2 separate regions of the Homo sapiens genome follow, and region 1 is linked to region 2. Evidence: chromatin contacts called from ENCODE Hi-C or POLR2A ChIA-PET data. All regions are on one chromosome and are shown on one strand. Each heading gives the region's core, a stretch centred on a gene start or an enhancer-like site at or near the end of the contact. The rest is flanking DNA. Distances are from core to core; before and after follow the strand shown. Region 1 has its middle 73 kb from the start of LINC00636. Region 2 has its middle 84 kb from the start of CD47.

Region 1 (6,257 bases), core at 2,941-5,440, 49 kb before region 2:
GTGGTAAGTGGTAGAGGTGTCAGTTGAACCCAGGCATTCTGGCTCTATACTACCTCTCAAGATAGAAACATTGATTACATTCAAGTTAAAATAATACATATTAAATGAACTAATTAAAAGTACAACCCAAATACAAGGAGAAAATCTTTTCAATGCATGCAACCATCAAAAGAATATATATATATATATATTTGCAAATCACTATGAAACAATCCAATAGGAAAACGGGCACAGATTATGAAAAGCCAACTCGTCAAAAAGGCACATAGCCAAAATTACATGAAAATATGCATGTTAGTAAACAGATAAATCAGTATAATCACTTTGGAGGGCAATTTGGCAATATCTACTAAAGTAGAAGATATACATTCCCTATAATCTAGGAAACCCTTTGTGTATATAAAGGTAGTGTTGGCAGAGTTGCTATAGCAAAACACTGAAGGAAATAACTCAGTAAAGAAATGGTTCAATAAATTGTGAGATAATTACATTTTGGAATGCATCTAATACATCTAGATGTGTCTGAACAGATAAAGTTCAAAAAGAAATGTTGAGTGAAAAACAGGTAATTTGAACAGGATGTATACCGCATGACAGCACTTGGACAGATCCCAAAATCTCATAAAATCTTACTATCTATTGTTATGGGCACATAACATTGCCATGCATAGATCAGCTTCAGAATAATGGTAATTCTTGGGAGATAGGGGAGTAGGGAGGTGTCGTGCCAAACCCCTATCAACCTCAGTAGGGATGGCACCAGATTCAAGAGGCTGAAGAAGAGACTGGGAGCCAGCAAACAAGACATGGGGTTTTACTGGAGGCTTACATACAAAACATGGGGTTTTACTGGAGGCTTACATACAAAACATGGGGTTTTATTGGAGGCTTACATACAAAACATGGGGTTTTACTGGAGGCTTACATACAAAACATGGGGTTTTACTGGAGGCTTACATACAAAACATGGGGTTTTATTGGAGGCTTACATACTGTCAAGTGGTGGTGGGCTGGACAGGAAAACCACAACCACTTGCAAACAGCATGCAGCTGATACGGCATCTTCACTTAATACCCTCCCCCTAACGACCTTTATCTGGCAACCTTCATTTAACCCAAAACTCAGGGCCTCAATTCCCTAACAGCCCGTGTTCCATGGGACAGGCAGGGGGCTCAGATGTTCCTCATAGACAAGGAATGAATCTCTGGGCTGGTCACTCCTGGATTCTCTAACTCAGAGCACACATTCAGGTGCATCTGCCAGATAGGGTCATTCTAAGGGTACGCTTAAATTAATGCTATTAGATGTGTTTACAGGAGGAAATAGACAGGAAGAGAGGTTTAGCTTTATCTTATTTTCTTTATTTATGAAAAAAAAAAAAGAAAAAGAAAACCTTAAGGAGACATGGCAAAATGTTAAGATGTGTTAAATCTGGGTAGTGGGTACCTGAGTGTTTTTTTTTTTAATTTTGTATATATTTGTAATTGTTCATAATTACATGTTTTTGAAGAAATAAAAATATGATCACCACTTTCATTATTTTTAATACACTATTGTAGTTCTTTTTCCTGGTGATTAAAATGCATGGGCTTTCTCCTTTCTGCATATTATTTTTTTTAGGTATCCTTTCTACACATTTTTTATAAAATCCTAGAATAGGAAGGAGATGTAGAGAACATTTGTTCAAATCTACTGCTTGACAAAGGCACTTCTGAATTCAAGTTGGTGTTCCAGGTAAAAACCCTTGCTAGAATTTTCCTTTATGCTTAATAATCTGGAAGATATGGTTTTGGTTAACTATTTTGTTTCAACTAAGTCAATGTCCATGGATAATGAGTTTTTTTTTTAATGCAGACCATAATCAATTACACCTAACATTGATACTATGCTGAAAACACAGTTTTATCTGTAATGACACAGTGACTGCGAAGAATCTCAGTGTTATCATCATAGTCTTCAGTTATTATTTTGGTTATATGTGAAAGCACCAATTGAAAGAGAACTGATTGGCAAAATGTCAGATAACCTGGAGTAAGGAGAATACAGGAAGAGGTGAGAATTACCCTTTATTGAGGTATTGTAGGTGTGAAAGTTGTCAGAATCAGAATGGAGTCAGTCATGTTAAAAAACCAACACACAAACAAAAAACCCTAACATATATAGCTGGAGAAGGCTATGAAGAGAGGGTTCTCATGCTCGTATGCCCAAAAATAAAACCACCACAAAAGACTCTGCAAAAACCACAACTTTGTGCAAAAGCCACCATAACCTTACACAAAAAATACTTCTGCAAGGACATCTGCCCAGCAACTGCCTGTCAACCTCAGACAGGCGCCACCTTGTTATTGATTTTTGTAGCCAAGGATAATTGCCTCAAAACAATTCTGTAATAGTCCTCCTCATTTCTTCTTTAAAAACCCTTGTCTCCCTTTACTTCCCTTAATACGCATATAATTTACTATGGCACGTGTATTCCCATTGCAATACTCGATTCCCAAATAAACATAATTTTCTTTTAGAGAGCCTCTCTCTGCTATTTAGGTTGACATGGGAGGTGCTTTAGATATTTGATTTTCTGCTAATCTTGCAGCAACCTGTAAGGTAGATGTTGTTATATTCTTTTTTCAGAGGTTCAGAGAGATGAAGTAATTTGCCCTACCTCCTGTTGAAAAACATTACCTCAAACCTGAAAATAGGCAAAAAGATGCCTATATATCCTTTCAATATCAAACTGGGCCCAGGGGATTATTAATTCTATTGGAGACTACACCTTTGTTTGATTTACTGTTTACTATTGATTAGGACGAGAGTCTATGAATCTGTGGTTAGCTGGTAGATTTTTGTTTGATAAAAATGCAAATGATTTCTGTTCAATAAAAAGTATAATGTCAGAGGACATTATCTATCTACCTATTTATCTATCTGTAAATATACATTTAGTCTTTTTGATTCTGGAATCAATTTTAAAATCCTAATGCTTCCCTCATTAATAATAAAATTTTACGTGTATCTTCGTATTTTTCTACGACAAAGTTTTGACTTACTATAATTTATACACTGAAGATCTTACAGCTTATAACTGGGAAAGCCAGTATGCAAGCCAGGGCTTTAGCTCTAGAGCTGATGCTTTTGCTCCCACATCCACTCTTTCTGGCCATATGTAGTATACTGCATTACTGAAAGCTTATGTTGAACTAAAAAGCTAGTCCTCCAACGTAGGGGTAGGGAAAAATCTCATTATCAGAAAAACAGTCCGATTTTTCATTTATCTGAGAGGAATGAGATGGAGAAATCCTATCTCTGGATATGAATCTCCTAATATATAAAGACCTTATCACTTGGACCCATACAGTTGCTCCCTCCTGTAAGTTTCTTCCCTCTCCCCGTCCAATAAATAAAGGAATAGAATAGATTATCCACAATTTTGTACTTCGTATACCCCTTCATAGTCTGGGTTATATTGAATGCGTACTGTAAATGACTAGTCACTGTTCCCACCCTCAGCTTCTATCACCATCCCTACGCAACCAATTTCCAGCTCTATACCAAATCCCTATAACCTAAGGCATTTTACAAAAATAGCTATATTCTATAAACTCCAGGAACATACACTCACAAACAGATATGGTAAAATCACACTTGTTCAGTTTAATCAAGAAAGTTTGGACTGAATTAGTGAAAATATGGAATTGTGGAGTATTTTTAAAGAACTGAAGTAGTATTAATTTCAAGTATCTATATGATGGTATTTCAGTTATAAAACTATGCATGGTATTTGTCCTTGGGGACTTAATTAATGGAAAGATAAAAGTGGTATGTAATCAGCTTATCAACAGAAGGAAGAAATGTGAGCATTTCTTAAGTGATTGCAAAGTTTGTTCTCTTAAGCAGGTTAAACAACTCCCAGTTTCCTTGTAACCCTTTCCAGATTCAAATTAATGCAGAGTATCATGTCTTCATAAAAAATATCGACTGAGCTCTTTCAAATCCAAAGCAAGGATGTGTGAACTAAAGAGGTTTTATTGCTTCTACATTTTTTCCTGTAAGTTCCTTCAATTAAAGGAGCTAATTACTTAGTCCACATCCCTGGTAACACCATCTTGAAACAAAATGTTGGACAAGGTCTCCTGACAACCAGTGGCCACCACCCTTTTGCTCAGAAAATGGGGGCTACTGTTGTACCAGCCGGAGCCCAGAGGACACAGGCGGGCAGCTGGCAGCACTGCCTGCTCATGCTAATGATCCCAGTCCAGCGCTTCCCTTCTAGGGAAGAAGGAGGACAGAAGTGGATGCCAAGTTCTTGCACAAGGTCAAACGTTTCTGGAGGAAAGGAGCCAAGGTTAGATTAGCAGTGAGAATGACATAGGAAGCTGGGTGGAGAAAAACACCGGCTGAGGGGGAAAAGTCTGGAAACACAAATGGAGACAGCAGTAAAAAGTAATTACTAACACATTTCCCAACTTGGAAAGCCAGCCACATCCCACACCAGGGCCAGACTCAGAGCTCTTCTGTTCCAAGGAGGTTGGAGCGGGCTCAGGGACAGGAAAGGATTTTGCAAGCCAGCCGCCTCCCTCTCACTGGCTTTGGAACTGTGCGCCCTGAAAAGTGGAATTCATCTTGAAAGAGAAAGCAGAGGACACTTCTGCCTAAATTCTCCATTAAGATACACATTTTCCATACATACAGTGTAGCCATCCTTTCAGTACTACTCAATAGCAAAAGATAATCAACATCGAAACAAAGGAAAGGGAAATCTTTGAGGAGAATGTAAGCTTTTGCAAACCTAAAATATCTTCCTTCTCTGCCTTTTATCAACATCACTGGAGAAGAGAAACTGTTTGTGGGAGGGACAGACCCAAGGAAAGGAGGAGGAGGAGGGAAGAAAGGGGGAGGGAGAAGAGAAGCAATGCTCTCTGGTGTCAGGGAGAAATTCACGACTGGATTGACTGTTTTGACAGTTGATTTTTACTTTTTTTTCCCTCCAACTTCAGAACCATGACAGACAATTGCTGAACATCAAACTAAGGAGTGAACACTTCATCAGATCTGCTTGCCTTAACAACAAAAATAGCCAAAATGTTAAGACAGTCAAACTAGATTGATTGTTTTTGATACAATCTGTGAGTGGTTGACCCAAGAATTCTCAATCTAATCACGCCTATAAATACAGAGACTGTATCCACAGATGCAAAAGCAGCCAGAGGACAAGTGAGAAATTCGTCAGTCACCTGGATGCCTCATCTCTACAATGGCACTGAACAGCATGTGAAGAGACACCCGCAAGGGTCTGTGAGTGGCTTCTGGGCGCTGGGTCTCACAGGAAGCATCTACTTTAAAAGCTGGGAATGCTGATCCTTTCAGTTTCTATCAAGAAGACAAAGTCTGGCTTATAATAGAAAAACAGATTCCCCCAAATCATTGTCTAGAGGTGTTGAATCACACATGAATGTCAGCAAATGATGCCAACTATGGATCACTTTCCTGGGGACTTTATCTGGTGTGAACCAAGAGAATCCTACTTCATGCATTTTTTTAAACATCCACAGATAACTGTTGTGCTGTGTCATAGACCAAAAGGGAAATTACATTTTTCTCATAATTGGATTTGGTACTTGTAGGCTTTCCTGAAGACAAGGAAAAGGAAATTTATTTTAGATTCTTAAAAAACCTTGAACTAAAAAATTTCAATCAGCATATCAGGTGCCTATCTGAATTCAACCACCACTGTGGCAGAGATGGATGACTTCGTGTACCGGTACAGGAGAAAAGGGTTCCTGAAGCTTCATTCTTGTTTGTTTGTTTGGTTGGGCTTTTTCTTTTCATTCTGAGTTCTAAAAAAGTTATTACTTGATAGCTTGGTGGCAATGCAGTCTGTGTTGAGAAAATAGGAATTGATTAAGAAGTGAGAGACTGTGAGAGACTGAAAATGAGTAAGAAAAAAAAAAAGCCTACAAAGCATTTACAGTGTAATTTTCCAATACAGATTTGAGTAGATACTGCATGCACTTAGAAACAGATGCATTGTCAAGCCTTTATTATTGAACAAAGAATAATTTTTGAGTTTCCCCTTTTTAAAAAGAACCCAAGAAAATACAATGCTAAAATCTATATATTAGCACAGCATTCATTTGAATGCCTAATTGCTTGAGACTTGCAAGATTCAGTCTCAACTGGTGGAGGTCCTGACATAGCTAGCATATGGCTGGATGCTAAGGAAGAATGGTTGCAATGATCATTTGTGGAAACAAAACATTAA
Region 2 (6,353 bases), core at 1,572-4,071:
TCCCATTGGCTGTGACCTGGAGGCCAGGCCTTTTGATTCTCAATCTATCCACATGACTTATATAGACACAGCTCCTGTAAACACCACTGAAGGCTGAGTGTGGTGGCTCACACCTGTAATCCCAGCACTCTGGGAGGCTGAGGCAGGCAGATCATTTGAGCTCAGGAGTTCAAGACCAGCCTGGGCAACATGGTGAAACCTCATCCCTACTGAAAATACAAAAATTAGCCAGGCGTGCTGGTGCACACCTGTAGTCCCAGCTACTTGGGAAGCTGAGGTGAGAGACTCACTTGAGCCCAGAGAGGTTGAGGCCCAAAGAGCTGTAATCATGCCACTGCACGTCAGCCTAAGTAACAGAGCAAGAGCCTGTCTCAAAAATAAATAAATTAATTAATTAATTAAATTATTTTTTTAAAACACCGTTGAATAATAGCTTCCATTTGCAGGCATTTTCACATATATTTTTATTTGATCCTGGAAACAAACCAGTGAAGCAGTTGGCTGGATCTCACTGATACAAGAGCGGGGCGGTCAGGGAAGAGAAAGGCGGGTCCCTGGCTAGGGCTCCACCCTTGGGCCTGTGCCCGTGGACCTAGGTGAAGACAGGTACTCCTGCTTTCGTGCCCAAATGTTGCATTTTCCAAGACCACCCTGGCCCGCTACATCCCCATCACGTGCCTATAAAAACCCTGAGACCCCAGCGGGCAGACACACAAGCAGCTGGATGTGGAGAGAAACAAACGCAGCGGCAGAAGAAGGCACAAGTGGCTGGACGTCAAGAGGGGCGCGGCTGCGTAAGAGCACACAGACAGACACACACAGATGCAGGCAGGCCGGCAGGCCATCCACCGGCAGAATGAGCCAGAATTTGGACGGTGCGGTCAGAGAAGACCCCAGGCCGCTGAGCAGCGTGACTCCAGGGGAAAAACCACCTTTTTACTCCATCTCCTTTCTGGCTCCCGCATCTGCTGAGAGCTACTTCCACTCAGTAAAACCTTGCAGTCATTCTCCAAGCCCACGTGTGAGCCGATTCTTCCCATACACCAGGGCAAGAAAGCCTGGGATACAGAAAGCCTTCTGTCCTTGTGATAAGGCAGGGGGTCTAATTGAGTTGATAAACATAAGCGGCCTACGGACGGCTATGCTAAAAGAGCACCCTGTAACACATGCCCACTGGGGCCTCAGGAGCTGTGAGCATTGAGCCCCAGACCCTGCCGTGGGATCGGAGCCCCACAACTTGCCCGACTGTCTTCTTCCCCTAGGGGTTTTGAGCAGCGGGGCACCAAAGAAGCAACCGCACCCCCATCACATGCCCTGCGAGGGGGATAAGGGAACTCTTCCCATTTCATTACTAACCTCATTTTACAGATTAAGAAACTGTGGTTATATGATTTGTACCACAAATCACAAGTCACCAGCCTGTGTGTGGCAGAGCTGAGGCCCCAGTGCAGGAATTCCGGTTACACAGGCAGCTTGCTTTCTGCTCCTGGACTTGTCTTCTTGTTCCCTTTTTTTCTTTCTCTTTTCATTTTCTCTTTGCCCCCCAGACTCAGTTTCCTACCATGCAATCTTCCTCTCTATTCTAATTCTTTCTGCTATCATCCTATACTGGCTTCATTACTTACTAACTGTGTGACCTTGGGCACATTTCTTTTTTTCTTTCTTTCTTTTTTTTTTTTTTTTTTTTTTTTTTTTTTTTTTTTGTGACGGAATCTCGCTCTGTTGCCCAGGCTGGAGTGCAGTGGCGCGATCTCGGCTCACTGCAAGCTCTGCCTCCCGGGTTCACGCCATTCTCCTGCCTCAGCCTCCCGAGTAGCTGGGACTGCAGGCGCCCAATACCACGCCAGGCTAATTTTTTGTATTTTTAGTAGAGACGGGGTTTCACCGTGTTAGACAGGATGGTCTCGATCTCCTGACCTCATGATCCACCCTTCTCGGCCTCCCAAAGTGCTGGGATTACAGACGTGAGCCACCGCGCCCAGGATCTTGGGCACATTTCTTAACTTCACTGAGCTTCAGTCTCCTCATCTTAAAACAGGAATAATGCTGGCTTCTTCATAGGGTTGTGGTGGAGGTTTAATAAGATTATATACAGAAGGCCTGGTGCAGTGGCTCCTGTCTCTAATCTCAGCACTTTGGGAGGCTGAGGGGAGCAGATCGCTTGAGCTCAGCAGTTTGAGACCAGCCTCAGCAACATGGCAAAGCCCCGTTTCTACAAAAAATACAAAAATAGGTGAGGTATGGTGATGCACACCTGCAGTCCCAGCTATTCAAAAGGCTGAGACGGGAGGATGGCTTGAGTCCAGGAGGTAGAGGTTGCAGTGAACCGAGATTGTGCCACTGCACTCCAGCCTGGACAATAGAGCCAGACCTTGGCTCAAAAAAATATATATATATATATTTTTTACGTATATAGAGAGATAAAAAGAATAAGATAGAAATGAGAGAGAGAAAGAGACAGAATAATTAATAGTCTCTGGCACTTGGTTAACAGTGCGCAGAAATTTTCTTCCTCCAGTTTTTTAATAGCATGGACTCGTGGCTACGACTATGCTTTTGCCCTTCATTCACCTGTGTCGTCCTTATCATAGAACTGTTGGATTTGATTTATCAGGAGACCCTGGTTGTGCCTCTGTGACTATGAGCCGTGGCCAAATCAGAGAAGCCTGATAGATGTGGTCGGAGTGATTAATAGCAACCTGTCTCCAGAGATAAAAGAGTGGCGAGTGAGACGCATTGCCCTGACTCCACTTCTAATTCTGTGTTGTTATATGCGGCTGTTTGGCCAAGCGGAGGCACCACACCCACAGCACCGTATCTGGCTGCAAGCCCTGGATTTCCTGGGTCACCAAGATAAGATTCTTTCAGTGGAAAAGAAAATGATCTGGGGCAGTGGTATTTACCCAGAGCAGGGTGTGAGCACAGGGTGCATGTGCAGCTGCACTTCCATCCCTGACTGATTTCATCACTGGACAAAGTGTAAGCTGGAGAAGGCACAGGAAAGGCGTGTTGGTGCAGGTTTCACCCCTGTTCCTGCAATGCCATTATCTGGTGCTCTCCCAGTGAGAAATTCATCAGTAGGACAGGATGCCCAGGAATGTGAGATCTGAGTCCAGGGAAGTGGTGTCTGTTTTTAGACACTGTAGTTGCTAAGCTTCACCGTCTTCTGCAAATAAAACAGCATTACTTTGCAAAGCCAGGTACTTTCCTACTTCTGTTCCGCAGATATCTAAATGCCCTAGCATAAGAAGGATTAAACAGAAAAAAATCTCCGGATATATCATTGTGACTTACTAATGTTAGGATTTTCTTCCCCCAGCAACATGTCTTCAACATTGTCAGAGCATTTACTGATTGCAGTCAAGGGAAAAAGCAATGGTGACTATATCTTCTTTCTCAAGCCAGTTCCTAAATTCTTAAACAGAGCTTCTGGGACTGTCATCTGTCAGGAAAGGGGAAATTGAGGTCCTGGTCTGCTGGGCCGCTGGCCCTGATCTGAGCCTAGCAGTGGAATTGGAGAAAACACCACAGTTCCTATTTGAAATTATACAGTTGGATGATGTTTCTCTTGGCTTCAACTATAAAAGCTGGTGCCCAGAGCCAATTTTTGGCAAAACTGAGAAGTATGAAGGTTTTTTCCTTCGAACATTCCCAGCATCCTTCTTTAGCACTTTTTATCTTGATCCTCCTCCAACTTCCCCAAGACTTGTTTCTTCCTTTACCTCATCCACATGTGAACAGCAAAGGCTCAGAAACATATTGTCTCTATCTGTAAGTGGTTGATAAAATCTAGAGCAGTGCTTCACAACTGGAATGTAGGTATGAACCTCCTACTTTTTTTTGTTTGTTTTTGTTATTTGTTTTTTTGAGATGGAGTCTTGCTCTGTCACCCAGGCTGGAGTGCAGTGGCATGATCTTGGCTCACTGCAAGCTCTGCCTCTCAGGTTCAAGCTATTCTCCAGCCTCAGCCTCCCAAGTAGCTGGGACTACAGGCGCATGCCACCATGCCCAGCTAATGTTTTTTTGTTTTGTTTTGCATTTTTCATAGAGACGGGGTTTCACCATGTTGGTCAGGTTGGTCTTGAACTGGTGACCTCAAGTGATCAACCCGCCTCGGCCTCCCAACATGCTGGGATTACAGGCATGAGTCACTGTGTCTAGCCCCTACATTTTTAAAATGCAAGTTCAGATCCAGGGGTTCTGGAGTGGGGTCTGACTGAAGGTCTGCCTTTCTAACCAGCTCCCAAGTGATGCTGATGTTGCTGGTTTGTGGACAACACTTTGAGTAGCAAAGCTTTAAACCAATCCTAAGGGGAAAAAATGGGAATGAGGAAAGGTCCCTCTGTGGTTTAGGGAAATGTGTGTGTGTGTGTGTGTGTGTGTGTGTGTGGTGTGACTTTTTATCCTAGTGACTAGTTATATCCTTGTTCTGTCTCTAGATCACACGGTATAATTGGTTTGCTTGATCAAAATTTTAAATTAATTGCTTAGGTTTCAGTTCTCATTGCTGTGATAAATACAAATGATCACTTTTTAGAAATGTGTTTTCCCTTGAAGAGAGACAAATCAAGAGATCTCAGACTTTAAAAGTTTCTTACAAACCTTGTTTTCCTACTCTGTGTTTGGGGGCAGAGGTGAGTAGAGAGGGGTCCCTGGCTAAGGATGAAAGGAGATGGCCCAGTTGATGACTGAGCTTATGGACCGCTGCCATTCAATGCATCTAGTGAACTGCCAGAAGAAATAATTTGCCTGAGACACTGAAGAGCCTTCAGATGGAACTCATTTTGGAAAGCAGAAAGAATCCAGCCCACAAACCTGATCTAGGACCAAAGCCACAGTCCTCAGTGACACAGATTGGTCCTCATCCCAGCCGGACTGACTCAATTATGCTGTCACAGGGAGAGAAAAGCCTGTGAGCCAATACAAAAAGTTTATTTTCATGATGATTCTGGCTTTAGTGCCCTTTTAACAGGATGTAATGCATAAAAGAAGGAGGTCAACCTTAGACAGAGCCTCCCCATCTCCACGGCCGTAGCAGGGATACTCACTGCAGAGGGTGGCAGCAGACGTGCCCAGCAAAAGCAGTAGCAATGCCTGTTGGATTTAGGAGCATAGACTCCACCCTGCATGGAGTCGAGAGGGTGACAAAGGCCGGGAGATGGTGCTGTGTGGGGAGCTGGCCAATTTCATTCATGATCATAGGTGAGAAATTCTCTGGAGCCTTCCAGGAAGATTCGGGAAGAGGTGGCAGTGAAGGGGGATTTCGCAGGGACAGAGACCCCCCTATTCGCTATTAGGAATTAAAGCCTAGGGCTATTAAGCCAATGTATTCAAAATCCCAGGTGATGTATAAAACCAGAACATAGGCTGAAATCAGTGGTTTGAAGTCTACATATATGCTTCAGTCAGAGCAGCTCCGTTCTTTCTTATGGGACTTCCATGTATGATTCATTTGCGGAAAGCATTCCTAGGCTAAATACCCTGAGCAGGATGCTCTCAAATGGTCCGTCCACCACTAGGACTCTATGACTCTCTTCCTCTATAAGTAAGGAAGCAGTGGGCTTGTCAGAGCCAGGGAACCAGGCCAGGAGAGATTGTAGTTAAAGAGGGGATTCCCAGGGTCTGTGTTGAAAGAAGCATTTTGTGGTCAAAGAGGAGATTCCAGAAGTCTGAGCCTTTCATAGCTCAACAGCTCTAAGTGCCAGTGAAGTCCAATCCCCAGTAGACACAGAAGCACCCAGGACCATTGTGGCACCATTTCAGACAGGGAGAGAATCTTCAGGACAGGGGCCCAAATCCCTGGAAACAATGGTGATGGGCAAGGCCCCAGACCTTGCAGGCTATTTTAAGCCAGGAATTAAGAAGCTATGGCTCATACTCCTAGCTTTGCAGTATTCAAATTCAGGCCCCATCACCAGCTGGCTTCAGCAGCTCTGAATGTCCCCAGGGAGAGAGGCCATTTCTAAATTAACCAGGACCCAGATCAGAGACCTCATTCTACTGTGATTGAAATGTTCCAACTAATGAGATTTTTCATAAATTAGTTATTCATCATGGAAGAGGTATTATAGATAAATACCATACCTTATTGCTATTCCAATCTGTCTACCAACCATCTCTTTTAAGAAGAAAAATAGAAGAATTAATGTGGTTCTGAACAGTGATCTGCTTAATGATTTCAAGGTTTTTATCTGGAGAGGATTTCAATAAACTACTTTAAAAGAAGTGGAATGCAAAAAAAATGTGTGAAGGGATTGTATAATTGCTGAAAGGTTGGTTCTCTAGGGCTAGAAATCAACAAAAAGGGTGAATGTTATGGAGAGATTTTTAAGTACTTATTCAGGAGAAACTAA

What was found. Hi-C counts contacts between places; a loop is a spot of excess contacts on that map. ChIA-PET counts read pairs that join two places held with the same protein, here RNA polymerase II (POLR2A). Pooled maps may share reads with other maps.
Region 1: a loop to region 2 is called in a map of posterior cingulate gyrus, with 3 times the contacts of the local background. The contact joins two enhancer-like sites. A Hi-C loop is called at or near these places in 4 of 168 maps with a recorded cell type or tissue (Calu3, cardiac septum, heart left ventricle and 1 more) and 9 of 50 pooled maps. POLR2A ChIA-PET finds 5 or more read pairs at or near these places in 4 of 52 experiments (WTC11, activated B cell, activated CD8-positive, alpha-beta memory T cell and 1 more).

What each region holds. Positions count from the first base shown.
Region 1 is chr3:107,952,846-107,959,102 of GRCh38, forward strand. No RefSeq gene overlaps it. Among named protein-coding and RNA genes, the nearest start is that of LINC00636, 73 kb to the left of the region's middle. RefSeq lists a silencer at 984-1,184. Within about 2 kb of position 4,191, at least 19 of the 41 ENCODE cell types and tissues checked have a DNase peak (open chromatin) inside an H3K27ac peak, as active enhancers do.
Region 2 is chr3:108,003,515-108,009,867 of GRCh38, forward strand. No RefSeq gene overlaps it. Among named protein-coding and RNA genes, the nearest start is that of CD47, 84 kb to the right of the region's middle. RefSeq lists a silencer at 562-723. Within about 2 kb of position 2,822, at least 8 of the 41 ENCODE cell types and tissues checked have a DNase peak (open chromatin) inside an H3K27ac peak, as active enhancers do.